2 separate regions of the Mus musculus genome follow, and region 1 is linked to region 2. The links are chromatin loops, found by intact Hi-C in ENCODE. Cell type or tissue: left cerebral cortex. All regions are shown on one strand. Links, peaks and the distances in the headings refer to the core of each region. The heading gives the core; the rest is flanking DNA. Region 1 overlaps Ddc (dopa decarboxylase). Region 2 holds the start of Ddc (dopa decarboxylase).

Evidence for each region. Peaks named below come from ENCODE experiments on the same cell type or tissue, not always from the same donor. Only the 100,000 strongest peaks of a DNase experiment are listed, where the experiment ranks them.
Region 1: a loop joins it to region 2, with 2.1 times the contacts of the local background. A loop is called at or near these places in 5 of 42 quality-filtered maps.

Annotation. Positions count from the first base shown.
Region 1 is chr11:11,837,852-11,854,265 of GRCm38, forward strand. Ddc (dopa decarboxylase) reads right to left here. Exons shown (of 15, transcript NM_001190448.1): 7 at 8,785-8,851; 8 at 1,547-1,641. It overlaps Gm51937 (a long non-coding RNA gene), which reads left to right. Exons shown (of 2, transcript XR_003949848.1): 2 at 318-7,964. Among named protein-coding and RNA genes, the nearest start is that of Gm51937, 9.7 kb to the left of the region's middle. In left cerebral cortex, for the core only: a CTCF peak has its summit at 6,578; a DNase peak (open chromatin) is centred at 6,704.
Region 2 is chr11:11,883,786-11,900,199 of GRCm38, forward strand. It overlaps Ddc (dopa decarboxylase), which reads right to left and starts at 14,359. Exons shown (of 15, transcript NM_001190448.1): 1 at 14,227-14,359. It overlaps 1700042O10Rik (RIKEN cDNA 1700042O10 gene), which reads left to right. Exons shown (of 4, transcript NR_045178.1): 4 at 855-1,536. In left cerebral cortex, for the core only: no CTCF peak of the experiment used is centred there; a DNase peak (open chromatin) is centred at 8,269; H3K27ac peaks cover 1,406 bases.

The DNA of each region.
Region 1 (16,414 bases), core at 2,760-10,759, 47 kb before region 2:
AGCAAGAAGGGGGATTATTCTCTTCAAAGATGGGACAATTTGTATTCCATACCTTTGACAGTCGCTTTTCTGTTATTACAGTCTTATGTGAATTCAAAACAGTAATTAGAAAATTGATCGGCAAGCCTGACATGCAAGCAGAAAGAGGTTTAGGGGGACTTTCTATAAGCCCTGGTGAAAAATAATGAAAGCATCTAATGCGTGCTCAGTTTCCTGTGCACCACACTCTTCTTAAACCCTTTAAGTGTGATTAACGCAGCCACTCCTAAGGCTAACCGCACAAAGGAGTCATCACTGGTAAATCTACTTTATGATAGATGGAGGATACCTGACCTGCCCAAGGGCGCATAGCCATCCCAGTCTGGAAGGGTGAAGCCTGCTTGCTGATCCAGCCTCCCTTATAAAGTGAAGCCTCGGGAAACCTCTTCTTCCAAGAAGAAAGCAATTCTTGTCTGGCTAAAGCACTGACTCCGCAAACTTAGCATCTCCCCCCCTTGGACACACTTGTTCTACAGGAGGCCTCTTGGGGTTCTTCGGGACATGAATCTGCTAGTGGCCAGGTGGAAGAGCTTCCTAGCCTGTGGATAGCCCAACAGTAGAATTCTGCCCACGTCTGGAAAGATGGACCACAGGGCCCATCTGTGTTAAGTTTGTTAAGTATGCACTGTTTTATGCTCTGTAGCTCTGGGGAGAGTAGAGTCTTGGCTAACTGCTTTGATTGTTACTTCTCATGACAGAGTTTCGTTTGGGGTTACAGGATACACTTTGCAATTTTCAGAAGAGTCCACGGGACATTTAGAACGCATTGGTGACTTTCTGTGGAATATTGGCCACTGTGACTGCCCATCTTACTCAGGTATATGAGAAGAACGTGAGCAACTCATTGAGCCAGATCGTAGAGGATTACAGGTTGACGTTTTAAATTATTGTCTGACTGGAATGCATAGCAATTTTATTTTACTCATAAATATTTTTCTATGGCTTTATATGTACAAGTCTAACCTATGATGCACAGCTCTACCCAGGATTTGTAGCAAACTGGAAAATAGCTGTCTGCCTCAGGAGTGCTTCAAAAGTCAGGCTGCATGACTGGAATGTCCTCAGCCCCTATCCTGAGGTACTGTATTTATTAAGTTAATTTTCATTTTTTAAAAATTATGTGTATGGGGACACAGTCTAGGTACATGTATGGAGTGCAGGAGTGCACGGGACAGAGGCATCCAGTGTCCTAGAGTTGCAGTTATGGGAGTAGCTGCTGGAAACCAAACTCAGGTCCTCTGCAACAACAGTACACACGTTTATTCCCTGATTAAAGTTCCTGGCTCCCCGGGGGCATTTCATTTCTAATAACCATTGCAACTGGCTAGAAAGTAGTTTGCTGAAATAAACCGAAGCAATAAGAGTTGGGGTGTCCAAATCTTACACAGGGAGATTTCACTGATGACCTTGGGTAGCAGTGTTGCTCAGTGGTAGCCAAGTACACAGGAGGCCAGTAGGTTTGATTCCCAGTGCAAAAACAAAAGACCTCACTGAACAGCTTACTCACCTCCACACCATTCAGAAGATACCGGAATTCAGGACAGATAAAGGCACTGCCCGCGTAAGCAGCGTCAATGTGCAGCCACACACCCTCCTGGTTGCCTAACATCAGAAGGGAAAGGTGAGTTCTCCTCTGGACATACCCCAACCTTGTGCGTCTAGCATACATACCACTTACATATAGCTTATCAATAGTACTTGTGGAACAAATAGCTGGATCTCCAAAAGACCCTCCCATCAGGGGGCTAAAACTTAAGACAGAGATACCAACAGCTGGCCAACACATCAGCTGCCCAGAGAGTGCTTAGCAAATGGGGGACACACAAGCCACCACTGAACATAGTACTGAGGCCAGCATAGCTCCCCTACTGTGCTTACCCACATTCTCTTCTAAGTTCCATCCACCTCATTCCACACACCGTGAGTGCACTCCCTCATTGTATTTGCTACCTCTTTTCAAGTCCTCCTTTCAGAAACAGCCTTAGGACACATGACCCATACTCTGATGGTCTTAGTGGTCAATTTGGCCAGATTTGGAATCACTCAGAAAGGCAAAGGTCTTGTCGTGTCTGTGAGGATGTTTCTAAGGAGGGTTAACCAAGGATGGCAGACCCACACTGAAAGCGGGTGGCACCTTCCAATGCATAGAAAGAGGTCCCAGGAAAAACACGGTCACCTTCCTGCCTCAGATGGTATCTCCTAATCAGCTGCATTTATCGCTTGGTGCTGTTCTCTGTTAGTATCTCACTCCAGCTTCCTCGGCCTTCCCCCACGGACTCAATACCAGAAACTTTTCAGTTATCTGGGTTTTCAGCCGTAGAGTGGGCCTCTGGAGCATTCATTTCCTGGACTGAGCAGTGACTGAGTTCATTGTGTCTCTACATAGAGGCAGCCATTGCAGACAATCTAATACATCCCACTTTTATAACATATATGTGTATAGATGTGTGTATAGGATATAAATGCATATATTTGATAGATTCCATTCCTCTAGAGAACCCTACATACACTTATATTGTTCTGCCTCTTCCATGTCCACCACAAACTTAGGTAATTTATCTTAAACTACCGTTGGCTTGTGTCATAAATGACTTACGCTTCCTAACTAAATTTTCCCGCTTTTGCTCTCGCTATGATAAAATACCTTAACAAAAGCAACTTAAAGGAGAGCGGTTTTACTTGGCTTTACGAGGTTCAACATAGAGGAGTTCTGACAATGGGAGCTTGAAGCAGGTCATCCTGGTCAATCCATGACCAAGAAGCAGAAAATGACAACTATTTGCCCTCAGCTAGCTTTCTATTTTTTAATGAAGTGCAGGACTCTAACTCAGAGAATTGTGTTACCACTTTAGGGTGGGATTTCCACCTCAATTAACTTAATCCAGATAATCCTCTAAAGGTCTGGCCAGCAGCTAATCTAATCTAAATTAGGGTACTGGTGTGCCTGGTGTGTCTCCTACAAGAGTCCAGATCCTATCAAGTTGACAATCATCACTAACCTTCTCCCCCACCACACCACCACACACAAGAGCCTTAAAGATAGAGTGCTCACATTCTTTGAGGATGAGAAAGCCTCCTCGGCAAGCATATATGTGCCCTTAGTCATGTAGCCTAAGCTTTATTCTGAGGGTAAGGGTGGTAGATACAGCTTTGAGTATACATTAAATAATACTCGTAAATTGCCTATTCTATCACCTAGAAGTCAGTGAAAATTATTAATTTTCAAGCAGAGCATTAAAGGCACAGGCCTTTAATCCTAGCACTTGGAAGGCAGAGGCAGAGATCCCTATGAGTTTGAAGCCAGCCTGGCCTAAAAAGCAAGTTTCAGGACAGCCAGGGCTGTCACACATAAAAACTGTGTCTCAAAAAAACAAAACAAAACAAAACAAAACAAACCCTGAATTTTCATGTATGGTATAGTAATATATAAATTGAAACAAGTATTCCATGCCAGAGGGAGGCCTCTGGAAGACTCAGGAAGTAAACAAACTCAACGATCTCTGGTAGTTTCTGAAATTTACAAAATTTATAAAATGTGCACCCCACTCTACCCAGCCTCCCAAAGTTATATTAATAACAATGGCTGCTAAGGAAAGGAGACTGTCCAGAAGAGCTGCCTACAAGTTATGCTGGAAGCTCCAGGGTGCAGCTTCTGTGAGATGTCAGTTAAGTTGGGCTTGGTTTTTCAGTGATGGAGCTGCCCTTGAGCAATCCCTGTTCCTTTGAGCAACTTCTCACCCAAATGCCTGTAAATAACCCAATACAGTCGATGTACAGTCAAGCCGGATGTTTGTGGAGTTGTTAATTTGGGCCTTTAATTAGTTTCTTGTCTGAGGTGAGTAATGCTTTTTTGTATCTTATCTAGGAAAAACACACCACGAGAAACAGTTCAAGCACCAAATATAGTCACGAGGTAGTTAAGATAGGAAGGTTGAGGCTACAGAGAAGATAGCAGGCAGCTATCCCTGCACAGGTGAAGAGCCTGCTGTCCTTGTATTCATACAGAATGACCCAACCACCCCTGATTTTCCATACATGATGATCATTAATGTGTGTGCTGGGAGGAAAAACAAGTCATTGTGAATTCTGCTGATAAAGGATGTAAGAAACATTCCAAAGCTTTGGTTCAATTATTCTTCAAATTAAACCTCTTGGTAAGTCAAGGTCAAATGAATCATAAACTTTGTGGATACCACTCTGCCAGAACACCATCAAAATCTAAGATACAACAAGAAACCCAAGTCATCTGAAGCAAGGGTGAAGGTGTCAGACTCACCAAGTGCTCACACGCCCTCCCCTGCCCCACAGTGGGATGCAGCAAGAGACACAGCCTTAGGATAACACAAGACTCTCCCCAAGGAGCAACAGGATATGAGTGATGGATGGTCATCACAGCCATCACTCAGATTAACCATGAGACTGGCAGAGCTTTATACTCCTTTGTAAGACAAGACACACTGTAATTTGAATGTCTGTTAAATCCTTTGGATCCATTGGCTTTGGGAAGTGACCAGATCATCATGGTGGAATCCTGAGACACCGGAGAGATTGCTCGTATCCTCTACCATGTGATTATACATAGAAAGTGCTACCCATTAGCCAGGCAACAAATCAACTAGTGCCCTACTCCTGCCTTTCTACACACAAGACGTTTAAATAGTGAACTCCTGTTATTTACACACTCTGGGGTCTGTGGTGTTGTGTGGAGCATCCCAAATGGACTGAAACAAGATGATGTCATGTTTTCCATGGGTGCTGCTTGGGTTCCACATAGACCTCTATTTATAGAATTTGCTTTTTCGGCTGAAGTCCTCTAACATAGCTCCTTAGATGCCGTTGTTTATGTTCCGTTCAGGATATCAGATGAAGGGGTGAGACAAAACAAGATGGAGAGTTTTCGTGGGTCAACCACAAGAAACCCTCATACCTTGGCATGGGAAACTAGGGTCTAGAAGGCTATTTAGGCTTCTTTTTTCTCTCACACCCTTCTGTTGCTTATCCCATATCCTCCATCCTTGAGAGAAGGGCATGATTTTTGAAAAGAAAACAGGCCACTTGGCTGCACCCCTAGGTATCTCAGAGCTTGTTTCTTAGCACCTAGATGAAAGACATTTCACTCTGAGTCTCAACAACTAAGTGGGGAACAGCTAAAGCCACTCTAGAATGTGTCACCCATAAACCTGGTTCAGTAGGTAGGAAAATATTCTATACGATGAATCAAGTTTACGTGCAAAATCTAACCTCTGCTCTTGAGAGATGACCTATAGACCTCTTTTTTCCTGGAGCTTTGGCCCCAGACAGTCTGATACTATGATTAGTGATGGAGACACCAGGCAATTTTCACTTCTGGGGGAGTTGATCTCTAAAGGTTCTAGTTGGGCTTCCAGGAGGGTCTGAGTAGGACCAAGTCTACACAAAAACAAGCAGCAAAAGGTTAGAGAGCCTTGCCTTCTAGGGGAATGTCGTTACTCAGAGCATATAGTTATATATTATATACGGCTAGAGTGTTTCATGCCCTTGTGACTCCTCAGAGTTCACCAGAAGCTGTGTGTGCTCACACTTCAAGACTGTCCTGTGTGTCTCCTTGGCTGATTTTAATCTCTAATCTTCAACCATCCCTGTGAGACAGTTCTCAGTAAGTTTTAGAGTCTTTAGCAGCTTATGGGGTCTAAAGGAGTTTGAAGAGTCCTCAGGTTGTAGCTAGTGTCTAAACAAGGGTACTCAGTCGCAAGGACCGCCTTGAGAAGTCTGCAACTTGGATCAACTCCAAACTCCAACAAGAAAGAACTCACAAATGCTCCTTAGAAGCTTCTGTATGGGCTTCTCCTGGTCCTAAGGGGAAGGGAGACAGTACTGACAATGCCTCTGTGTTCTGCATCTTACATGCTTGGCTAAGACCAGCCCCATCATCCAGGCTCTCCAGCACACATACACATGTAGGAGTTATGTGGATGTAGCATGAACACACAACAGCCAGATATAGGGAGTTACATATGTCAGGCACATTACCACTGAGGCCACACCCACCACCTTTTGCTTCTAAAGCCATTGGCCTCCTGTTGCTACTACAATCTATTTTCTAAAAGGATGCCTCATTATGCAGAAGTCAGGCCAGGGTAACCATGGCGTACAACCTCCTTGCAAGCCCCTCTGTCCCTTGGGATGAAGCTGTGGCAGGCCATAGTATACCTATTCCCCTTCCTCAGTGTCCCCATGTGTGTACCTAAGGCTGCCACCTATCCATCTGCTATAACTTATTCTCTCTTTAATAAACGCTGATCGCCTTCCACCCCCAGCAAACAAAAGGCATTGGCTTAGAGACGGTGGGTTACAAAGGCTTAACTATAAGACGCTACCACCAGTTAGTATTATTGCCCTGATGAACACTGGCCATGCATGAAAGGGGTAGGTGTTGGCCTGTTAGCACCCCCAACACTGTCCTAAGAGCAATCCCTGGGTTTGAACTCAAACTGCAAAGTGCATATCGGGCTCTGCCCACAGCACCCGAACCGCCTGCCAGAGGGAGCTGCAGGACAGCAGGGCAGCCTGAGCTGTGCTCATCCAGCACTGTGAGCATTAATGGCAGGGGCCACCTGCTGGCTGTCATCTTCCTGCTCCTGTGGGGAGCCAGATTGAGTTCAGGGATAGCAGCCGTGTAGTCTCTATCTGGCAGAAGACTTCGGTGCTTTAAATCTGATAGCCCTGGGGAATGACATCAGCCGGCTGTTGGCCAGGACATTCAGTCCTTGGCCTGACATCTGAGTCAGAGGACTTCGACTTGCTTGGCTGAGCTTGTGAAGGTCTGCAGCTAACGAGGCCCACAGTACAGCCATACTGCGGATGGCCAGCTAGTTCAGTGTGTTCTCAGCCTGCTGTGTGTGGCTGCCGTTAGCCAGTAATAATCACAGCTGTGCCATAGCTCATAACAGGTGGAGCCAAATCCTGAGTGAATGGCAAGGCTGTGTCCACCCCACTTCTCACGGTTGGTGATTAGCCTCACGGTCCTGGCAGTACAAGCATGTACTACACGCAGTACATGCCTTTCCTACAGCCTATTGTCTGCAAGAACTCCCCTGAGCTGCACTGTGAAGGAAATACTGTTTTACCATTATGAGAACCGTTTTTCTTTCCAATTTTTTGATAGGGGAAAATGAAGGTCAGAATTTAAGACATGCAGCTGTAAGCTCTAAGCTTCCCTGCCGCTTAAGGTCATGGCCAGCCCCCACATCCACCATTGTCTCCTGCTGGCCAGGGAACAATGACCCAAGGGAGAAGAAGTCTTTCCGAAGAAGAGACCACAAGTAAATCAGGGGTTAGGAGAGGTGGGAAACGTGCTTGGCCCACACGAAGTGACAATGAAGCCAAATGCCAAGCAGGTGGCGTGATGTCTGGCACAAGTCGAAGGGCTGAGGTCAGAGAGCTTGCTAGGGACAGCTCCACCCGAGCCTTTACATCCCTGAGGAACAGAGAAGGGTGAGTTTCATGGGCTGATATATCCTTGGTGCCTTAGAAACAGTTCCAAGGCCTGCTGAGTTCCCAGAGCTCGCATCAAAGGTGAAACTTTGGAAACACAGGCATTTCTTCATTTTGCAGCTAAAACAGAATTCTAGTCTCGATGAGAAAGACAAAATGTCCTCATCTAGGGAGGAAGGAGGCAAGCATGAGGCCCAGGAAATTATCTGAAACTGAGTGTTCTTTGTAGAAGTTTAGCTTGAAAGCATTGATTTGCTAAATCAATATGAACAGCTATGTGCTCCTTACTGATGGGCATGTCTGAGAAATTTATCATTCCACAAGGCAGTCATTGGGAAAGCTTTGTTTTGCTTGTACACATCTCAGAAGTAACACATGGCATTCTAACTGGTGTTTACCCTCACTGAAAATGTCACACTGCATAGCACAGCACAATAAATTATGCCTGTCTATCTTTCCTTTGTTTCTTTTGAAACACAACTCTGACTGTCCTGGGACTCACTCTGTAGACCAGGCTGACCTCAAACTCAGAAATCCGCCTGCCTCTGCTTTTCAAGTGCTGGGATTAAAGACATGCATCAACATTTTCTGGCTTACAGTAATTTATTTTCTTTTAAAAAAACAAAGATACTTTAAAGTGGGTGTGACTAAAGACTGGATTCAAGCACAAACAATTCATGCTGTGTGTATGTCACGCATGCAACAGGACCTTCAAGTGGGGGTAGTTGTTCCAAATGTTGAAGAGCTTAGTTTCCTTAATATGGCCACCATATCCTAAACATTATATTAGCACAAAGTGCTTGGACACTTTCTCCCTTTCATAATATATTGGTGTTGTTAAGCTTAGCCGTTGTTTAGTTAACTCAAACTCTGAGTTTGTGAATTTAAGCCAATGGGGTTACATTGTTGTAAATATAACACGAGATATGCCAATCATGATGGTTAGAATTATTGATGATGAACATCCCTCAAAGTGAAAGGTTGGATAAACTCCCCACTCCATGTCTTGTTTTTAGTTTTTTGGTTTTTTTTTTTTTTTTTTTTTTTTTTTTGGTTTTTTGAGACAGGGTTTCTCTGTGTAGCCCTGGCTGTCCTGGAACTCACTCTGTAGACCAGGCTGGCCTCGAACTCAGAAATCCGCCTGCCTCTGCCTCCCAAGTGCTGGGATTAAAGGCGTGCGCCCCCACCGCCCAGCTTTGTTTTTGTTTTTGTTTTGTTTTCCACTCCATGTCAAGAATACTTTTCAAAAAGAAGAGTGAATTAGATACTTACAGATGGGACCCACTTCCAGGAGATTGTCAAAAGAACAGCAGGATGTGGTCCCCAGTGTAGCGACCACCTAGGAGGTAAAAAACAAACAACCCTTTTATTTCCCATGTTGCTGTTGTTGTAACGCAGCCAGTGGTTAGCCCAGGTACAATGCTAATGAATGTTTACATGGAGATGGAAACCCATGAATGTGTGTTTAATCGTTTGATACCGAACGGGATAAAGAGAAGAAACCTATGAACAGAAGTCTGAACTGTGGCCTGGGGAGATGGCCCACTGGGTCAGAGTGCTTTCTGTGAAATCAAAAGCACCTGAGTTCACATCCCCAGCACCTACATAAAACCCAGGCACGGTGTCACAAGCTTGTCACCCAGCACGGGAGGGGCAGACACTGGTGGATGCTAGGGACTTTCTGGTCAATTGGTTTAGCCAAAACAGTGAGCTTCAGGTTCAGTGAGAGATCCTGCCTAAAAGAGTAGTAGAAGGGCTGGAGAGATGGCTTAGCAGCTAAGACCACTTAATGCTCTCATAGAAGACCCAGATTTGCTTCCCAGAGTTCACATGGCTGCTCAAGACTGTCAATAACTCCAATTTCAGGGATCCAATGCTTCCTTCTCACCTCCGTGGGTAGCAGGCACAAACATGGTACACATACATAAATACAAGCCAAACACTCATACCCATAATGTGTGTGTGGGTGTGTGTGTCTGTGTGTGTAATTTTTTTTTTAAATGTATGGTAGAGAACACAATACAGACACCAATGTCTTCCTGTGGTCTACACACACACACACACACACACACACACACACACACACACACACACGCTGCTGTGCAGCAATTTTCTCCAAGATAAAACTATCCATCTTGGAGGGATGCTCCTTAAGACACAGGAAGTTCTAAGGCGAAGTCAAACATATCACCCTGCAGACAAGCTCTTTAAGCTCAGGAAGTAAACAACTCAATTGCTTCAGGAAGTCCTTAAAACTGGCCAGATTCAATAGGCTCCTCCATCTCCACGCATATATAAACAGAAAGGACTTCTAAGAGAACTCTCAGACAAGATGAGCTGCCAGGAAGAGGCTCAGACCAACGAACTACCTGAAAAGGACACTCCAGCCTATTGCTTTCCCTATGCACCAGGATTCCAGCTGTCATTTAAGCTGGGGGAGGCTTTGGTGATACAGTTGCCTTGAGTAATTTCTATTCCTGTAACCAACCCCTCACCCATATTCTTGTGAGTAGTATACTTACTCAGTAAAACTCATGGGTTCACTATATTGGACTTTGATGGTGGTCTTGCTTTAATCTGTCATGTGTTCCCACTCTGGGGTGGGTACATTCGTGTTCAAGTCTCCTCAGAAATAGTTACACACATACACACACCATAAATATACACAAATCTGAGCTCTGAGCTGTGAGGCTAGGAACTGCTGGTTTTCATGGATGGTCGCCCATACTGGACTTACAAAAGATTTCCAGAGTACGGTGCTTTGGGTCAAAAAGAGGTAATTCAGTCACATGGGTAGTTATTCCTATACTATATATATTCCTTTGTCAGCTGTATCTGTCGGCACTAAGAACATAGTTTCCATAGAATAAAGAATTTAGACCCCCCAGCCCTCCCCAGTTTGGTGGTGGTGGCGGTGAATGTGTATAAAACACAGAGCAAGCACACCAGAGAGGACATGCACTGAGGTCACATAAGATGTATGCAAGCGTGAGTAGAATAGTTCTCGGAGAGCCACCGGTAGGGTCAGTTAAGACACACCAGAACATTGCTCAGGTGTGTGCTTCAATGTCCTTGCTCTGTAATTTGCACTTTGTTGGACATGGAGCTGTTGCAGAAATGTATTTGCTGAGCTGACACCAGGTGATCAGAAAAACAATCTTGTTTATGAAAACGGGTTCGCAGAGATCATGCTGTTAGGATAGTGAGTGTTCTCCTCAGGCTTGATGGAAACATGTAATTTCATACACCCTTATGTCAAGTGCATGCCAAATGCCAAGGGTGCGTGATTGTTCAAGTCTCCCCAGAAGTGGTGCTACACCACACTCTTTGAACAATGTTTTCACCCTTGTGTCAAGTCCCCCTCTCCAATAATGTTGACTACACTGCAGGACCCAAATTCATATCTCCAGGCCTTTCTGGCTTCCTTTTACAGATGACCACCTATAGTTTGCCCTGAAAGGCAAACCGACCTCCCAGTGAGATCATAGCTCTCTTTCCAGGTAACCTGGCATCTGTGGGTATCTCACCTGACTGCCAGAGTCCTGCTGCTTATCTAGAAGTCTGTGTTTGTGGGAGGTTCTTGGCACCTTTGGGTAACTTTAGTGGCTTAGACTGCCTGTAATGATTTGGTACCTGGCTGGTTCCAAGGTAAATATGTCAGGGAGACAGCCCCCTGACACGAGAATCTCACAGAGGCATATGAGTGGTGGATTTGCCACCTAGTCTTGATTCATAATAGGTAAGCCCTCTTGGGACATCTTCGCCCAACGATGTCAGAACATCAGAAAAGTAGACAATGAGGACCAGGAGAGGTGACATGGGTCTGCCCTTGTAGCTCTCAGGAGTGAAGGCAGCTGGACCTCAGGTTTGGACTATGTCAGTTTAGACTATGTAGGAAGAGCATCTCAGGGCAGGCAAGAAGGCTCAGCACATAAAGCCTCTTGCCACCAGCCTGATGACCTGGCTTTGATTTCCAGGGCACAATAAATAAATGTAATATATTTTCAAAAAAAGAAGACCCTGTCTCATAAGAACAAAAAACAAGTGTGTGTGTGTGTGTGTGTGTGTGTGTGTGTGTGTGTGTGTGTGTTTGTGAGGGAGAGAGAGAGAGAGAGAGAGAGAGAGAGAGAGAGAGAGAGAGAGAGGAGAATATAAAAGCCTTAGATGTGAAGCTCAGTTGTATTGCCTTGGGAGACATACCAAGATAATCCTGGTACGAGAGGTACCAGTGGGCTTCCAGACTCTCAGGCTCCAGGTTTCCCTGGAGCCTCGGGTTCCCCTATATCTCAATCAGTTTTTTCACTTCATGCATCAACATTTTCCACACTTGCCTCATTTGCACAAGATGAGTCATGTCGTGGGCCTCAGGGCCTCGGTGATTTTTCTCTGGTATCTGTAATTTGATCCTGATATTTAACTGAATATTAAAATGCATTGCTTTAGGTATCCGGCTAACTGGGTTGATTCATCATATGACTCTTAAAACACTTTGTGTTATTCGGGGTAAAATGATGCAGTCTCAGTAAACACAGTTTGGCCTGAAATATTAATACTGCATTATTGTCTCCATTTTGTGTCTCTTAGAAATGATATATCTGCAGTGCAGCAATCGTTTCGCTCCATCTCATTTTCTCCTCTAAACACTAATTGGCCTAAGAACAACAATTTCTGCTGCTAAATTCATACATGTTAAACATTTGCTTGTTAAAATCAGCTGTTATCTATTACTGAGTGCACAGAGTTTAGAGGGGGACGTCTGCCAAATATGATTACTGCTTATCGCCTGAGATGAGCTTGTGGTCAAACATAAACGTTGATTCTTAAATTTGCAAGCAATTATTGATTTCTTTGTAATGAGCTCGAAACAACTGTGCATAAACAATAGCTTTCTGCCTCGTTCTGCAAGGAGCCTTGATGGAGACTAAAAATGAGTGGCTGGTTTTAGTGCTTTGTTGGTGTAGGGCCGATTGCTGGCTGTTTCTGGAGACCTCATCACAATGACCTTAGATAGGCTTACAATCCCTGCTTCATACTTAACTTGAGGAAGGTGCCAGAGTATCTTATTGTCCAAGAGCACACAGGCAGGGACAGAATAACAGCGATACCAATAGCTACACCTTTGGAGGGCAGGAAGGAAGGACAGTGAAGTGGGCTGCACGGGCAGTGTTCTAATGGCCTGTCCACGTGCTGTGGAGCTACAAGTCAGCTTGTCCTCATTCTCAGAAGCCATATTAAAGCTAGCACCTGCTCTGCTCCAGGCTCTGATTACCCCAGCTCAGCATCACTCAGTGCCACTAACCTGATTTCAGTGTGCTCTGCAGAGCCCTAATCACATTTGTGTAGCAGGAGGGGGCAGGAGGCAGAGCAAGCCTCTATCTTGAGAGCCTGCAGCCTTCCTGCTGGTGACAGAGCCTGTGTGACCTCCTCCCCTGTTGTCCGAACCCCACCAGCCCTTTCTCCTCACATATATGCCTCGCAGGCATTGCCCTTTGCTGATGTTATTAAGTTGGCTTATTGGAGAAGCCAACTATCATGAAGAAAATAGAAAGATAAAAACTTTATCATAAAACTCAAGCTAGTCCCTGGAAGGACAGAGTCAGCTTTCTTGCTCAAACTCTGCCAAGTATGCCTCTTATTCTTGGGGGTGGGTCTCCAGCTCGAGAAGCCTGAAATTCTTGAGGTATAGTGAAGGCTACACACCCTTATCCCAGGAGGGCGCATGTGGCCATTACACATGCACACACCAAATACTTATGACCACTAAGAAGCATTAGAAAACTAAGACAAGGCCTAGCTACTACCCCTTCCCCATCTGGGGCAGGAGGGTGTATCCCAGTTGGATAGTCCCAAGCTGCATGTTGAAATAACAAACCATTTGTACTGTTCCAAAAAGGCTGTGTTTTTTAACCCTGACGAATGTTATCAGTCCTTATTCTCTAATCAAAAATGCAAGGCACCATGAGTCCCTGCCTGTCCAACCTCTAGTATAGAGTTGCTTAGCAACAGGCATTATTATTGATCCTCTTCAAAGCTGATTGCATCTTCTACTTTCATCTGTAAATGTAGTTATCATGAAATGGTGCAAAGACTAGGCATATCTGTATCTTTACTGCAAGAAACCATTCCAAGAGGAAATAGACTGTGACTGGTCAGATATCCTCAGAGTTGGTACAAGGTACACTGAGACACAAGCATTTGTTAAATGTATGAATGCATGAATGAACTGTGACCTTTCTCTTTATGCCAACGCATCAGACTGGTGATATCTGTGGTTTCTGTCTGCAAAACAGCAACAGTATCCTCTAATATATTTTTTTGCAATTTGGGTCTTTAAAGCAGAATTCAAAAAATGGAATAGTGTTTCTCTCTCCCCTCCTGAATAAATACAGGACTTTATTTGAATGAGCTGTGCAGTGTTCACTTAATGTTCCTGCGTTTCCCCTCAGCCAATTTCTTCAGTTGAGCACATGAATACAGTTGACCCTCTGTATATGAGGTTTGATTTTAGGTTGGGTTCCAACAACCTCAAATCAAAATACTAGGAAAAATTCACTCTCCACAAGATAGAACCCACTTTTGACACTGCTTGGGTGGCCAAGAATCTGAGACCACAGACTTAGGGGAAAACTGAACACTACTGTTCAGCTATAGGAATGGAGCAATAAAACGACTCTTAATGACATTCTGCTATACTCATAGATCACTGTCTTGCTCAACCATCATTAGAGAAGCCTCCTCCTGTAGTAGATGGGAACTAATGCACAGACCCATAATGGGACAGTGTGAAGAGAATAAGAGACTGCTCAGTCCTAAAAGGGAGGTATTCATCAAATTCCTGCCCTCAGGGCTCAGGGAACTATATGGCAGAGGAGGCAAAAAGATTGTAGGAGCCAGGGGGGTTGAACGATACCAAAGGAACAGTGTCTTCCAGACAAAACAGGACTGATACACACATGAACCGATGGAGACCGCAGCAGCACGCACACGGTCTGCACAGATCCAAACCAGACAAGATGCCAGAGCTGAGATGGAGGGGTGGCTCCCATCTCTGGCCAAAGATCTATCTCCACTTAAAAAATTGCTTGCAAAGGAAAAATTAGTTTCTCCAAAGGAGTCTCACTGAATATATGAAACACACTTCAGGGCAGGCCCCATGCCTAACAGCAGATGGCAAATAAAAATGAACTCAAAGGTATTTTTGGAGGGTTTTTTTTGTTTTTGTTTTTTTGGGTTTTTTTCTCCTATTGCTTTGTTTGGACTTTTTTTTTTTTTTTTTTAAGCCTTACTGGTCTTTTTGCTTGTATACGGCTTCTGATTTTGTGTTTTTGTTTGTTTGTTTGTTTGTTTGGTTTGGTTTTTCAAGACAGGTTTTCTCTGTATAGATCTGTCTTGGAACTCACTCTGTAGACCAGGCTGGCCTCGAACTCCCAAGTGTTGGAATTAAAGGCATGCGCCACCATGCCCAGCTGATTTTGTGTTTTTAAGGTAGGGGTGTGTGTGTGGTGTAGTGGTGTGTGTGGTATGTGTGTGACTATGTGTGTGGTCTGTATGTGAATGTGTGTATGTGTATGTATACAATTTTTGTGATCTGTCTTTGTTTCTCTTTTCTTTCTTTCGTTTGTTCGTTCTTTCTTTTTGGTTTTGTTTTGTTTTGGTTTTTTGTCTAATACTGCTTTGTTTGGACTTTTTTTTTTTAAGTCTTACTGGCCTCTTGTTTTTATATTATGGCTTGTGATTTTGTGTTTTTAAGGTAGATGAGTGTGTTATGTGTTGTATGTGTGTGTGTTCTGAGTGTGTGTGTGTGTGCATTTCTTATGGTCTTTCTTTCTTACTTGTTAGTTTGTTCATTTCATTTTATTCTTTCTTGTCTTTTTTTATTTGCCTGTTTGTTTTCTTGAGACAGAAAAAAAGAATGTGTGGAATTGGCAGGGTGGAGAGGTGGAGGATTTGGGTGGAGATGAGAGATGGGAAGCTGTGATTTGAATATATCATACAAAAATAACTCTATTTTCAATTAAAAGTGAAAACTTTAAAATATTAGGGGAAAATTCCAGAAACTTCCAGTGAACCCACTTTAATCTGCTGGGCATAGAGTACCATGTGCTGAATCCTTTAATAATATGATGTGTGGACATTGTTTTAGAAATTAGAAATACTTAAAGTATGTAGGAAGGTACCAAGGTTATATGCAAATGCCATGGGCTTTCTTCTAAGGCTCTTGAGCATCCACAGGCCTCCTGGAAACAATATCCTGTGGATAGTGAGAAACAACTGTGCTCACAAACCTCTCATTTCTGCACATTTTCCACAAGCCCAATGTATATATTGAATGTAAACATTTCATTACAAAAAAAATTAAACTGAACACAGTAATGCAGGAAACTTGAGAGGGTGCTGGTTAGTTTTTTGTCAACTTGACACAAGGGAGTGTCCTGTGGGAATAGGGAACCTCAACTGAGAAAAGGCCTCCATCAAATTGGCCTGTAAGCAAGTCTGTGAGGGCATTTTCTTGATTAATGTGTGATGTGAGAGGGCTAAGCTCACTGTGGGAAATACTACCTCTGGGCAGATGGTCTGGATTGTTTAAGAAAACTGAGCAAACCATGGGAATGAGCCAGGAAGGAGGACTGCTCGTGGCCTTTGCTTCACTCCCTGCCTCCAAGTGTCTGACTTGAGCTCCTTCCCTGACTTCCTTTCATAGGCACAGAGCCATTTTTTTTTGAAGGCTTTTTTATTTTTTTACTTTTAATTACACATAGATATGTGGATATGTGTGTGTCAGAGACCAGAGGGGGTGTCAGGTTTCCTGTGATCTGCCTGAGGTGGGTTCTGGGAATTGAACCAGTTGCTCAGGAAGAACAGCCAGAGATCTTAACCACTGAGCCATCTCTCCAGCCCTGCC
Region 2 (16,414 bases), core at 3,868-11,867:
TCCAAGTAAGCCTTGTACTAACGCAATAACTTTCCCGTTGCATATTCGCTATCGTTAACTTCTTTCTGTGTCTTACTTGTGAAATAAGCTTCCGCCCAGGTACATATGCGTAGGGTACATTTCTGCCCTTAGCTTCAGGGAGCCTCTGTAGGTCTTGAACTGTAGCTCCCTATGAATTACAGGCAAGTATTCTAGCAGCTTTTGATAATTACTCTAAAGCAAGCCTCTTACCTGTTCTGCAGGTTTTTGTTTCACACTAAAAAAAAAAAACTGAAAAAGTCCGAAAAGTGGAAAACATTTGATCACTTCTTTAGGACCAATTTTTCTAGAGATATATGGCTTTAGTGTTTTTACATTATACTGCTAAATTTCTCTGAGCACACTGTTTTATCAGGCTTCTCCTTTGATGGGGAGTGCTACACAGTCACAGAGGTTAATTTTAAACTTAACCTGTCTCCTAAGCATGAATGGTTCTCTTTTACCTCTGACTATTGAAATCAACCAGTGCTCAGATGTTGCTTTCACGTCTGGATTTCTTCATTTATGAATTGCTTATTCACTGCATCTTCCACTAAATACCGGCAGTTTTTTATTTAATTGCAAGGATCCTAACACATTACAAAAAAACTTCTACCCTCATATCTGCTTGTTTATGTTTTGTGATGTTTTCCTCATTTTTGTCTGACCTAATGTGGGATGATTTTATTCTGACTTTTAAGACTCAGAATGAAGAGCTTTTGCAGGAGATTTAATTTCTATGTGTCAAAATCTCACAAGTTCCCCCTTATGATTTGAACCTCACGTGTGATTTCTATGCCTTTAAAAGTAACCATTTTTGCAATCCCTTTTTATAGGAAGCTGAAGTATCTGAACGTTCTACAAAGCTGAGAGAGGCCCTCAGCCTCCCAGCCCAGCAGTGGTGTCTGTCTCCTGGGAATAACACAGCTTTATGGACAAAGCAGGATGTGCCAGGGAAAAACAAATAAGCATGCAGCAGCCCACTATGGAAGGAAATATTCCTAGTCAAACAGTAACATAATACCTGCTTATTCTTTTCAAACCCTCCTGTCATTTATTTGAAGATTATTTTCCACTGAAGCCTTTGCAGAAGGTACTTAGAGCAAAGCCTCAAGAGACTCTCACGCTCATTTTGGAGCTGTCTGATATTCATGGCTCCGAGCTGGGCAAATATTAGCTGGAAGATGTAGACGGTGATAAGGCCAACGGCCTACACTTCTCCAGACCCTAAAAGGGTTTCTGTTGACACAACCTGATTTGTCTCGGCAGCAGCTGCACTGCATAGATTTTGCACGGAACCCCTGTCATGGTTGGTGCTCGTGTGGGGAGCCAGGCACCTCCCTGGATGCTTTATCATAGGAGCGACGGTCAGCACAGTTCTATACTCATGGGCTTTAGGAAGATAAGAACCCCCAATCAACCCTCAGTTATGAAGTTATTATTGTTGTAGCTTTCTGTTCCACTGTTGTCCTTTGGTAACCGAGAATAAGTGAATAAATAAATGAATGAATCCGTTCAGCCTTGTAAATATTTTATTTCTGCTCTATTGTATATTGGATCCAACCGTGCTTTTATGATGTCTCAAAAAGCTGCTTATCACATCCCTGGTAGAGTCATAGCTACTGTAGAGACACCCACAACCACACCCTCATCTGCTCTGTGATCAGATCATTCTAACCATGCCCAGGCTATAGTTTTTACTCTCTGCAATTTCTCTTCTTGGACTCCTCTGCCATAGCCAGTTTCCTAGAGTCCAATCTAGGCCCCTACTTACATTCTTACAAATCGAATGGGAGGTAGTACAGTAATTCTACTTCTGTGGGACCTTGGTGAAGACTTCCGGTTGTGGATCTGAAGCCTGCTTCACTGAAGGGACATGTACATCCTACTGTGGCATGTGTCAGGGTGTAAGGTCTTGTGGGCCGAGGGAAGGACGGAGAAGTTCCAAACACCCATGCATGGTCCTGCCTACCATTTCACATTTCCATGCTTCCATCCGAAACCATAAGAAATGTTTCTAGCCATGAGAAATTGCTAATAATTTGAAGAAAGACTATCTGAAACTTCATCTCAACAACAACAAACTCCAAAGTCCCCTAAGCCTTTTTAGACTCTGAAGATGCTGGCTAATGAAATGCTTTTAAATGAATTTTCTGGCCAGCGTTTTTTCCCCCACTGTTAACTGTGAAGCACAGGAATAGTCAAAATTGACTCAAGAGGGGCTTGGTATGTGCCAGTGTCAGGTGATCCAAGGTCAAGGGTTCATCTTCAATTACCATGGAGACTTCAACCTTCAACCTTTCTAAGGTTTCCTGTCAATTTTTGCAAAGGCAAACAGGCATGAAAACACCCCCAGGAGTGCCATCGGTAGGATGAAAAGAGGCTACATGCTGAGTGCCTGCAGCCCAGTCGCACTCAGGAAAAACTTTTATTAGGCAGCAGGGAAGTATTGTGCAGGGGAGGGGGGTGGGATGTGAGAATCCTCCCCTCCCCTCCCCTCCCCTCCCCTCCCCTCCCCTCCCCTCCCCTCCCCTCCCCTCCCCTTCCCACTGCTCCCCTTTTCTCTCTCTGCTTTGCCTCCTGCATCCCAGGCTAGATTGAGGCTCAGAATGGTCTTGTACTCCTATTCTTCCTGCTTCCACTTCCCATGTTTACAAACCACAGACTAGTCTGCTCTACACCAGACTCAAATTTGGGTGTTTTAGTGTTTTAAGTAAGAGGGGAAATTCACTGAGCAACAGCAGCAGCAGCACATGGGTTTTTTTTTTTTTTTTTTTTTTTTTTTTCTGGCTGTAGAGGCCACTCCCTCACATGATCTTGCTGCATTTCTGCCCTATGGTTCACAAGCTTCCCTTTATCAAGTGGAAAGCCTGCCGCCGGTCTGTAACTACCCACCATTTCCTTTTCAGTCTTGAGAAGTAGCCTGCACTAACTACAGATCTTCTAAAAGTCAGAGCCAGGGAATATGGAGACAGCACTCAGAGCTCAAGTGTATGCTCATGTCTGATTTGGGTTTATCTTTGGGTAGCATGTGTTTCTGGCCACTGGTCAGGCAGGAAAGAAAGAGAAAAAAAAAGATCAGGATCCCACGGTCTCCTTCTCAGGGACATCCTAGTGACCTAAGGACCTTCCACTAGATGTCTTGTCACCTGTCAATAACAGTATAACCGAACCACTCCACTGAACCAGAGTACCCTGTTAGCAAGGTCCCGTTTTAGCGGAATTCAGGCTCTGGCTCCTACTACCACTGAACTAGCATGAGCTCTAAGCATCTTAACAGATGTTGCAAATGCCCATTGCCTGACAACCGCTAGAAAAGTGTCCTAAAGCGGCATCAGAACTTGAGGCCTGATCATCCCCTGAGCCTCAGGCACAGTCATGATGCCCAAATGCCTCCCAGGGCATATAATATACTGGCTTCTGAGGCACATTCGTTGGTAAGAGGCCACGTTCATTACGAAGGAAAACAAGAAGCCTAGACAGCACTTGTTGAGATGTAACCATAGCCAGTCTTTCACATTAGCCCATTTATGCCACGGCAGAAGACATGGCAAACCAGGTGGCTTACACCCCACAAACAATGGTTTTATAAAGTTGCAGGCGCTAGGATTCTGAAATCACATTGGCTTTCAGGCGAGGTGCCTATCCCAGGCTCACACTATTGGCTTCTTGCAGTGTCCATGGAGAAAGGAATGAGGGTTCACCGCATTCCCATCTTCCAGAGCAAAGCACCCACAAGGTCTCACTTCCTATAACCACCATGTCCTGTAGTAAAATGGGACATATGAGCTTGGAAGTATAGAAACCACAGTCCTTTGAACTCCATTTCCAACATGTGAGATACCCACAGTTCCACACTCCACACTCCACACAGAACTGTAATGATGCTCAGGATGCTCACAGTGTGCCAGTTCTCCCTACCCTTGCCCTTCTGCAGATGAGAAAGGGGCCACTGATTCCTTCCTATTTCCTCTTTTGTAACCATGAAGCATCTAAATATTTTCTTGGCTGACAGTGTATAGAGTTTAAGTAATGATTTTCAGCTCTGTTCTCCTGGGGAAATACTATTTCTAATCATATCACCATGCTGTGACCCAAGCTATAGAAAACTAGAAAAAAAATCATGACATTTGTGACGTTAAAAGAAAAAAAGATAACATTTGGGACTGAGAGATCACTTTTCTTTTCTTTTTTTTTTTTTTTCTGTTTGTATTTGACTTTCTCCATATGCCTATCTGAAAAATCAGAGCATAGCCAATAGTTTACCAAGTCTCACAGTTCACTTGCCTTTCCTGTAGGCTAGAGACCCCCTCAGTCTGTGTTCTAGTGACTGCCTCTCCGTAATAGTCTCATATTGGTTTATTGTCTTTGCAAACACTGACACCTGGCACTGTGGGTTTATTTGGTGCCCTTTGGTACCCGCTTCTGATAGTCTCAATTTTCTCTCAAGAATGAGGTCAATGGTAAACACTGACTTCTCAATTCGTCAGCACAGTTGCTGGTCTGTCACTGTGTTGCTAAGAACCCTGTATTTCAGACTCTTCCACATTCAGTTCTGAGAATACATTGACATTTGGTTGTCACATTATATTGTCCAAGAAACCAAACAAATAGGTATTTCCTAACCTTCTGTTAAGCACATGGTATTCACAGTATCTTACTTATCTAACCGTGTAAGGTGAGATAAGGATTATTATTACAGATGACCCGAGTCACAGAGCCAGCAAGTGTGGATGGGCGCAGTCTTCTCTCCTTCTGAAGCCAGCCTTTTCGCAATCAGCCCTTGACCTGGGTATCCCACCCTGTCTCTGTAGCCTGAGAGGCACAGGTGGACCCCAACAGCTCTCCTGCCAGGACTGATGGAGATGTTAGCTGCAACCCCGAGTACAGTTGCAGTGGTCCAGCCCTTGCCACTAGGTTTCTGCCACTCCTAACTCACAGGAGGACAGAAGAGTAGCTTCAGGAGGAGGACTAAGACACCAGGCTGCCTACTACCTTAGGTGCATCTCCATGGGAACAGGCTGGGCTAGCCTGCTGTCCTCTGTTCCCTCCATTTGCACATCAGCTCCGCAGAGCAGAGCTCCCTTCAGAAGGAAGAGAGTAGACAGGAAGCAACAGTTGGCTTGCATACGCTTGCATATATCAAAAGTGGTATATATACACGGGCCTGTCCCAGCAGAAAGGCAAACCTACTTCCTTACCACCTCATGCCACTCAGTCAGTGGGATTTTAACCTTCCCTATAAACCTGCTCTACTTGCCTATGAGGTACATCTGTGCCTCCTGAGGGCCTTCCTGCCAGAATGCCTAGGAACAAGAAAAGAAACTTAAGACTGTTCTAAAATACCAATGAGCAATCATTTCCTGGACACTTTCTCAAACCTAACACCAGACAGAAGATGAGTTTGCAAAAGTTCAGGGAGAAGTCTTCACGATAATCAACAGCCCCAAGAGAGGAAAACAAACAGAATTAGATCCCTGGACACTTCTTTGGCTATGTGAAGTTTTAAAGGAGAATGTAAATTTCCTTATCTCATTAGTACAATCCATGTGTAGAGGCCCACACACCATGTGTCCAGGGAAAAGAAAAGGATGCTGTCAGAGATGGCAAGGTCTTATTTCTCTGCAGACATTCAAATTCCCTGTCCCTGCTAGTTCTTCATTGTCCTGGGATACACTGATCTAGGATACTGCAGGCTCTGACTGCGCTTGCGGTGAGCCAGAGCAAAGTCTGTTTCTCTCTGGCACCCCTCAAAGTTCTAAAGGAGGCCAGCTTTCCTGAGATTGTCACCTTTACTTTGATCCTGTTTTTGGAGGAGAAACATAGTGTTTCCTAACAAGAAATTGTGTACAAGGAACTGAACTGGAAGTCTTTGAAGAAGAAAAAAAAAAAAAAAAAAAAAAAAAAAAAACAACTAAGAAGAAAACCCAGGTCATTTGACTAAAGTTACCTTGGAAACTGGAGCTAAGAGGATGTGGAGGGAAGAGTGCACCTTTCTACTTGTAGCTGCCTTGCTTGTTTATAACAGAGCTCCCAGATACTGAATATCCATTGTGTGCCCAGCCCTTTAGGAATGAGATTACTACAATGTGTCAGAGGATGCTGTTAGTCATCTGTCACCTGTAAAGGCACACCTAGGTGTGCAGTCCCAAAGCTGCCTCTTGCTTTCTATCTCACAGCTGCAGGAGTCTCCCGAAAGCCAGTCCACTCACTTGGTTATGTTGCCACGATAGTTCAAATAGCAAGGGTTAAAAAGCCATCAGAAGTTCCTAATTCTCTGCTGCACTCCTATAGAAATTACTCAAAACAGACAGGCAGAGACTGGTACCGAATTTCTCAGGAAGTTCCCTTAGCAGCCCTGTCACCTGTGCATGTTGGATGCTTAGCCTTCTCAACCAGCAGTATCTCTATCCTTAGAAAGACATCATGACCAAAATCAACCACAGACGCCCACTCCAGCCCCAGGGTCGTTGTCTACCAGCAGTGGGTGCTGGGGTCTGACCCTGAGCCATGTAGACAAAGAGATGTACTCACAGGCAGCTGGAGTCGCCTCCTCTCTATTCGCTCTCTTGCTCTCTCTCTCTCCTTGGTGACAGTTAAAAGACACAGAGGATGCGATTGCCATTTATGTAGACAAAGTGTCCGCCTCCCGAAGCCAATCAGCAGCTTTCTCTGCATTATTTACCCAGAGCTTCGGCTCCCTCTCCCTGTATGCCTCCTGCTCCACAGGATGGAGCCCAGCAGAGCAGAGGGAACAATGGGGCCTGGAGAGAGGCCCAGAAGTGGGTCCTGGGTTCCCTGTCACTGTGTGGAACCCAGACTAAAGACCAGGGCTCCTAATGGCTCCTGGCAACTCAAAACCCAGGTTTCATTCTAGGGGCGAATCCTGGCTCAGGCCCTGCTTCATCCATCCGCAGGGATTCCATCCACTGGAATTCTGATACAGGGGCTGTGAGGGACTGAGAATGCCAAACCTAAATCTCACTCAACTCCTTCAAAATACAATACTGGTTCCTTTGGCCAATCACCATCCAAACCATGTTGGGCTCTATACACTTTTACCCACTGGATAGGAATGAGAAAAGGCAGACCATGCATTCTGCTAATCAGTGGGGCTTACGGGTCTAAATTTGTTTTCTTTTGAAAGGGTACACATTACCAGGTGAATCTAGAACAAAGGCTTTGGCCATACAGAGAAGGAAGGGTGGAAGAAGGGCTGACTTTAAACAGCAACACCATGCAGAAGCCTCTATCAGAACCAGAGGCATACATGCACAGAGAATACATACAAACACTGACAGAAAACGTGTTATGTACAGAGAATGCACACATGTATAGAGAATGAACACACACATGTGTACAGCACACATAGACATACCGAGTATTCACACATGCAGAGAGAGCAGATTATGTACAGAAAACATATACACATAAACAGAGAGTGCACACATATGCATAGAGGGTACCCACACGTTTATAGATGTCATATCCATGTACAGAGTGCACACACACATGAACATAGTATACATACATGCAAAGAGAGCAGACACATGTACAAAAAGTATACACACACAAACAGCACACACATATGCATAGAGGGTACACACTTGTGTACATGGGGCACACACAAACAGATGGCACACACATGCAGAGTACACACACACATTAATAGAGACACATCCATATGCAGAGAGCACACACATGGATAGTCAATAAACACATGTAGAGAGCACACACACATGCATAGAAGGTACCCACCCATGCACAGAGGACACACACCTATGAACAGATAATGAACACACTCATGTACATAGAGCACACATATGCAGAAAGGCACACACACGCACACAGGAAACACACACACAGGTACACACAAATGTGAATGCATGTCTGTACATACATCAACACAAATGTATGCATGCAGTCACTGTGCTCATGTATATGCACACATAAAATGCACATGTATCCAGGCATATACATATACTGACATATACACAAACACAGATGCATATATAATATACACACAACATTGTTCAGAGTTGAGTCAGGAGTACAGTCCAAAGTCAGGAATTCTCCATGATGTGGCCCCAGCAGGATCTCTTCAAAGGCACCTTTGAGACAGTGGAAGTGGCTTCCAGGACAGTAGAATGCACAGAGCACAGGCACAGGCAGCTCCCTCCACTACCATTGCAAACAGCAGCCATATGCACAGTGGAGGAGGTAAGGAGATTAGGTCTATCTGCACAGATGGAGCACCCCAGCAACTGGGACCATCACCAGGGGTTGGGGAGGGAGCCTTGTTGAATGAGCAGGAGGCTGACAACACCTCCCCTTGCAACACACACACACACATACACACACACACACACACACACACACACACACACACACACCTTCCAGATAACCTAGAAAACTAGAGAAAGCCTCAGTGAGGTGGGGAAGGCTGTCATGAAGCCGAAACAATATGCCCATATTCTTATGAGGAAAAGGAGTCTCCAGCACCAATTTACAGATGGGAAAATAACACCTCAGAGAGATTGGGGTACTTACTGAAGATCACACAGCCGCAGACAGACATTTGAGGACATAGGCATGTTTAACCTAATTTAAATACTATTCAATGCAGACATATACGGAAGTACTACCTCCAAATTATATAAAATGTTTCTTTTTTCTTCTTCTTTTTTAAAAGATTTATTTATTATTATAAATAAGTACACTGTCGCTGTCTTCAGACACACACCAGAAGAGGGAGTCAGATCTCATTACAGATGGTCGTGAGCCACTATGTAGTTGTGGTTGCTGGGATTTGGACTCAGGACCTTTGGAAGAGCAGTCAGTGCTCTTACCTGCTGAGCCCTCTTGCCAGCCTGAATGATTCTATTAAAAAAAAAGAAATCAGTCAACAAAATAAGGCAGGTGATGGCATAGCCTGGGAAAAGGTTGGGGACACCTAGGCATCACAGGGGGATCGTGCTTGGTGAAAGTGAGCCTTCTGAGCTTTAAAGTAGTGTGTGGGTGTGTCTCAGGCTCATGTGTAGAAATTCTTATTGACATTTCTCAGGGAGTAAATTGCAGGTTGGACGGGCAAGAATGAGAATACATAGATGTAAGATTTTTTTTTTTTTTAAGATTAGAAAGGGAAAGACATGGGGTGACAGGGAAAGCCACTGAGGTCAGGCCAGCAGGTCCCAGATCTTGTACCGGGATCTGTTTTCAGCGCCTGGGAGGGGGAACTCACAGTTTTTGCATAACATCGAAGCAGACAGATCAGTGTTTACAACAGAAGCAAACCAAGAGGAACGGATCTAACAAGAGCCGGCAAAAGCTCTGCCGGGTTCTGGGGAGACACAAGGGAAGATGAGACTAAATGGAAATAAGCCAGCTTGGAGTAGGATCAGCCAGGGTTATAAATACTTGAATTCTTCTCTAACAGGTGAACAGACTCAGCGCCACTGTAATAAAAATCCAACACATGTTTCACTCTGAAATAGAAATGGAAAAGCAGAAGCCCAAGAAAGACCAGTGAAGTTCAGAGACGAAAGAGCATGGGAGTGCAAATAGCCTTGTGTGTACTTAAGCAGAATAAAGATTCCAGAAGGGGTGAAAAAAAAGGCCCCAGTGTGGAAAATTGACAGGTGCACATTGCAGACCAAAATGGAACGGGTGGGGTGCTAGATGCCACCACAACTGTGCTCTACTTGGAAGGACACAAAGCTGGATTCTCTCCTCACTCCATTCTGACCTGTAGGGGCAAGCTTCTAAAAGAAACCAAGACGCATGACTTTCATGATATTGGAGCAGAAGGATTTCCTAAACGATTTGCTTTTTCAGCTAGCCATAAAAGATAGACAGATTGGATTTTTTTTTTCTTACTAGTACTTCAAACTACAGAAGCTAGAAACTAGAGGGAAGCTTTGAGAAGCATCTTGCTAACTATGGGTGAGCAGTTTTGAAATAAATAAAAATTAAAATAAGAAAAAAGCTGGGTAGTGGTGGAACACACCTTTAATCCCAGCACTTGGCAAGTGGAGGCAGAAGGATCTCAGAGTTTGAGGCTAGCCTGGTCTACAGAATGTTCCAGGACAAGCGTTTGTGAGACATGGAATTCAGGATTCTCATGGGCATGTGAATATGTCTTTGTGGTTGGTAGTCAGAGAAAGGAACTGTTTATGATTAACAGATAGGGTTGAGTCAGCATGTTATAGGGCAACCCTTGTCCTGGCACTTATCTTTAAAGTTTTAATATCATGTTTATTAATTTAGGTGGATTTCCAGGTCAACAGTCATACCTTCTCAGAGTGTGCCAATTTGACTTTCTTCTGGTCTTTATGGGGGACCCAGATACATCTGGCTGTGGGGCTCTCACACACAGCAGCCACTGCTGTTGAACAAATAACTGCTCAATCTATTTTACAAGCTAAAATAGATTGTTTATAAACTGAAGCCTTTCCCCGTCAAAAACAATGCTAGTGTAAAACTATAATTGAACTATAATTGAAAACTATTATATATGAAGAAGGGAAAAAAAGTCTTTGTTTTCACTCCTTTGTAATAGTGATACACTTTTTACTTTTTAAGATGTGGCTACCAGAACACCTAAAATTTCAGATTACTCAGGCACCTGACCCCGAAAATTCTTACTCCTAAAGAATATTGAAAAACCTTTACTTTAGGACAATATTGATTAGAAGCAGTTAGCAAGTAACCTGGTCCTATTGACATTGAAAGGAATGCTCCTAACATTTTGCTATTAATTATAACTGGGAATTCAGTATTGGGTTTTCTTCTGTTCTTCTTCTTATAATAAATGCTTAAGTGAATCAACCTGGGAGATTTCAAAACTGTTGATGTGATGACTGACAGGTAGTTTGGATCTGGAGTGACCCAGAGGACATGGGACGAGCCCCAGACACCCCCCCCCCCCATTCCCCCCACAGTCCCACATCATAAATGGTGTTATTTGGAGGCGGTGGAAGCTTAAGGGTTGGATCTACCTGAACCTTGGTCACTGATAACATGAATGGGATATTGGGGCCGCAGTCTCTTCCTCTTTCTTTCACTTATACTTGACTATGATGTAAAGGGGTTAGATTTCAGGGATGCTCTGTTTGCTAGATGCAAGGTCCCATATATGAGTAGAGGATCCTCAACTGTGAATTTGCTGTGTGTCAGAAATGTTTTTAATATTACATCTCACTGAGCAAGCACGTGCTTCTTCTTGCCGTTATCCTGAACAGTATAGTACTGTGAAAAACACTTAATGTCAATCGGGAGCTTCTAGCCACCTTTGAGTATTGAGTTCTTGAATAAACGACACTCCGGGTCTTTAATTTATAACAAGCCTTAATCAGCACTAGAGCTGAGCAGATGTCTATCCTCTATGCTATTATGTTTATTTTCCTGTCAATAACCCCCCTATATGATTTACTGTGTTTTGTCTGGGCTGCTCGTAGCTCCAATTACCCACTCCTTGTGGCCATTATTTTTACATTCTTACCCCATCTCCCCTCTCTTCAACTTCCTTTCTCTCCTCGTGGTCTCCTCAGACCCCAAGCCCAGAAACCCCAAACCCTGCCTATGTCTCTTCTGCCCAGCTATTGGTTGTCGGCACCATTATTTAACCAATAGTTTTAAGTTAGGGAGCAAGGTCACATTGCACGTGTGGATTCTCTGCTTCCCAGGAGCAACCAGGCCTTGGAGGCGAGTATTTATCATTACAAAACTTATCAAAAGATCAAACCTCAACAGCAAGTCTAGTGGCAATTTTAGAATTTTGGTTTCTTTAAAATAACACAGAAATATTATAAGAATATGTTTTTGTTTTAATCTTAGATATAGGCTATCAGCTTGTTCACAGCAGCTAAGGTTTGCTTCCTGTTTTAAGCAGAAGTGTGATTTTTGCTAGCGGCAGATAGTTTCTAGGATTGTGTGACATTTGGAATTGTGGGGACTTTTCAGAAGGTATGTACATGTTAGGGCTCTGCTGGTAGGGTAGGTTGTTGTTTGTTGGTTGGTTTTGATAGTTCACAGTTTATTCATGTACAAAGAAGAAACAACAGGAAGAAATTAGATATCCTGAGGGCAAAGATCAAACTTTCCCCAAGGAGCTCAACCCAGCTAATCAGTTAGAGGTAGTATGTTGACCTATGGTTGCCCCTTTCCCTTCTATCCTTTTTTCTATCTTGTCTAGTATTCGGGAGCTGAAATGGTGGGGAAAGGGTGAAGAAGGGTAGAAGAAAAAGAACCCACAAAATAGCAAATTCTGGCTACTATAGAGTACTAACAACTGTTCACACTGTATTATATAATATCTAGACATGATTCACAGGTATGGGAAGCACTATCTGTTGAAAGCCAAACAGGCCACTTTAAAAAAATATTTATTGATTTTTTGTTTTGTTTTTGTTTTTGTTTTTTGTTTTTTGTTTTTTGTTTTTTTTTTTTGAGACAGGGTTTCTCTGTATAGCCCTGGCTGTCCTGGAGCTCACTTTGTAGACCAGGCTGGCCTCAAACTCAGAAATCTGCCTGCCTTTGCCTCCAGATTGCCACCACGTCCAGCTGATTTTTTTTTTTTTTTTTTATGTATATGAATACACTGGCCGGGCAGTGGTGGCGCACGTCTTTTATCCCAGCACTTGGGAGGCAGAGGTAGGTGGATTTCTGAGTTCGAGGCCAGCCTGGTCTACAGAGTGAGTTCCAGGACAGCCAGAGCTATACAGAGAAACCCTGTCTGAAAGAGAGAGAGAGAGAGGGAGAGGGAGAGAGAGAGAGAGAAATGAATACACTATAGTTCATCTTCAGACTGTAGCTGCCTTCAGACACACCAGAAGAGAGCATTGGACCCAATTAAAGATGATTATGAGCCACCAAAGGGTAGCTAGGAATTGAACTCAAGACCTCTTGGAAGAGCAGTCAGTCCTCTTAACCACTGAACCATCTTTGCAACCTAAGTAGACCACTTTTAAAAAGGCACTTGAAAAATTCATGGGTGTTGATTTTTGCAGGGTTACAGGATCCATCCCTCATGAGTACAGAAACAGTGATATTTAGTAAAGATATGTTGGAATTTTTCGGTCTAGTGGCATATTTTTAATTTCTCCCAATAATCGTATTAATATCTCTTGTGCATGTTTGAACTTCTATGTGTATAGAATTGTATTATATGCTTCCCCCAACATAATATTTTTATTATTTAGTTGGGAATTTCAAACACACACCCCAATCACACTCCCTCTCATTCCTCACAGGTCCACCTTCCCACCCTTGTCCTCTCCCCCATAAAGCAAGCAAGTAAACAAACAAAAACCCCACTTGTATTGCCCATATACTCACTGGAGAAAGACCAAAATCCCGGTGGCCAGTCCTTTAAAGAAAGCTGAGTCTTTACACGCACACACACACACACACACACACACACTCTCTCTCTCTCTCTCTCTCTCTGTCTCTCTCTCTCTCTCACACACACACACACACACACACACACACACACACACACACACCTGCCAGAGGTTGTCAACTGTGAAGAGTTACGCTTTAACCAGCATCTTTATCACAGTTTTTAAGGACTCTTTTCAATAGCTTCCTATACGAACTGTTCCTTGAAGGAGTAAAATGTCATTTAATTTCAGTAATACACTAAAATTATTGAGTTGATTACTCAAATAACTTTCTTCAAATGTGACCATCTTTTCTTCCTCAGCCTTCTCCCGAGCGTCTTCCAGGCAAGGGTCCTTCTAAGGTAGGTCAGAGTTCTGTGAGGGGATTTTCTCAGATCTGGGAGCATGAGCACGGATTTAATTTTCACTGGAACCTTGCAAAGTAGGTTCTATTAAAACTGCCATTTCCCAGATGAGCAGGCTTAGGGAATGAAGCGACTAATGCCACTTTGTTGCGCATGGTCTTGTGAAGGGGAAGCCCTGTCTCCTTTATCTGCTACTAAACTTTCTCCCTGAAGTCATGTGTCACCACTGCATGGGTGTTCCCGCCCTGCCTGTATGTACGCACACATGTGCAACCAACTACGCAACTGCAATAGAACCGAAAAGTTTGCCAAGACTTCAGCAAAGAGGAAGCCTTTTGTTATCAACAATCCCTGTTCTCAAGAGAGCCGTCCTTTCAGCACACATTCAGTATTGTGGAGCCCAAGAGTCACAATAGGAATGGTGCCTTTTCAGCAACTAGTGTCCAACAAAATATACTACTTACTTGCTTGGAATTTGGATTCTTCACAGGTCCACTCTGTTGTCGGGATTGTCCAGCTCTGCGAACTGAAGAGGAGGTGGCGACACAACTGTGAACTTGGTGCTTGGGCAACTTACTCTCATCGATGCTTTGAACTGACCCATTTCTTTGTCCTTACATTTTAGCCTTGTATTCTGGTTAAACATTAATTTCTGCTGGTATAAAGGTCAAGGCGTGTAGCCCTTCTTTGGGCTCCTAAGAAATCTCACCCAGTGAGCTTGATTCACAACAAGCCCTGACAGCTTGGCTCTTTCTTACTTCATAACTCTACCATCTAATGCTTTCTCACACAGTCCTGATTTCATACACTTAGTGTTAGCCCTACTAAGTGATTTCATAACTCCAACCCCTGTGTTGGGCAAAGGCTGTCTTATTGAAGATCTGTCCAGAGCCTTTAAATTGATCATGGGGTCTCTAGGGCCAGACAATGGGCAGAATCCACCTGCTAGCCTTCTTTCCCAACCCACTGACACTTGTGATACAGAAGACCATATAGTGGATGAGATTTTGATTAACTTCAGGAAAGCCAAGGCTAACAGTTTCATTGGAGCATAAAGGAGAGCCAAGGAAGTATCATTAAGAAGGCACATAGGAAAAGCCCACAGAGCACTAAGCACTCACCTTCGAGGCAGGTTGCCGATTTGGACCAGTGGGGACAAAGAACAGAGTCACTGTGAGCATGTGTATGGGCAATCTGAAAAAGGACTGAGTCGAGGCAGCTGAGGACAAAATGGCTGTCACCAGAGGTAGTTGCCCCAGGCTAGGGGATGGGGTGATCTGTGTTCCACAGGGGGAACAGGAAAGGTGGTGGGAGTGGGCTTGGATCCAAGGAACCATACTGTCAGAACTGAGGGACAATCTGCCTGACACCGAGGAGACTCCAGGTCCCTCCAAGAATATTTGGAGAAAAGAACGAAAAGGAAGCACTCCAAGCATCAGAGTACTCCAGAAAGCACTCCCCTTGCCTTCCCTATGTTTTAACCTTACTGTGACTCCAGTATGGAATCCAGACGCAAGAGGAAGTAGAGTGGAATTCTTTTTGTTTTCCTGAGGGAAGGGAAACATAGGGCTCCAGGAGGGAAGAATGTTGAGATAAGGAAGTTAGATAGGTTTGAGATATGCTTGTTCGAATGTGTGTCACACACACACACACACACACACACACACACACACACACACACACACATACACATACACATACACATACACATACACATACACATACACATACATATACATATACATATAGGCATGTGCACACACATACCAGGAAGCTTCAGGGAAAGGGGAAAACCACAGAGATGGGCTTCTTGGGTATGTAACCCAAAGGTGGAAGATTTAGTTATGGAGTAACAGAACATGGCCTATGAGACCAGCTTTGGCTCAGGAGAGATGGAAGACACTAAGCATTCACTTTGGGAATTAAATTTCCGATGTTCTCTTCTTATCTGAGAGTAAATATCCGCTTGGCCTTTCAGTATATGAGCTTCACGTTCAGAAGAGGTGTCTGGACAGGAAATAACATTATGAGCAGAAATATAACATTATGTGACAGGAAATAATAAGAAGCACACAGCTTTAGCAATATGAACAGGAACATTAAGAACATATCATTTATTAAAAAGTTTCACCCCAAAATAATATTCTCAGCAATATTATGTTATTCACATAACAAGAGAGTTGCTTAAATGTACATGTAGCCTCAGTTCTGAGGGGCCTGGAAATAGGAGATCACTGAGACAGTCTGAGTAAGAAAGTTCCAGAATGAGAAGCTCTGCCATCTAAGGACAGAAGACAGGTGTCACAGCTAAAGTAGAGAGAGAAACGTTACCCTCTTCTTCCATGTGTTCTGCTCTTGCTATCAATGTCATGGGTTGTGTGACACCTTGATGAGGGTAGGCACTCCTTATTTATTAGTACATTGTATTCTTTTACAATTTCATATATGGACCCTATGTATGTGATTCCCCTCCCAGCTAACTCTCTCCTACAGATCTCTTTCCCTTTTTCGATGTGTTGGTTTTGTTTAGTGTTCCATGGGTTTAATCAGGGACATTTGTATCATCCTGAGTTTGGAACCAAACATCAGAGCCTGGCCTTGCAGTAGGCATACAACTAGATAGCATGTTTTCCTCTCTCAGAATCTCTGATT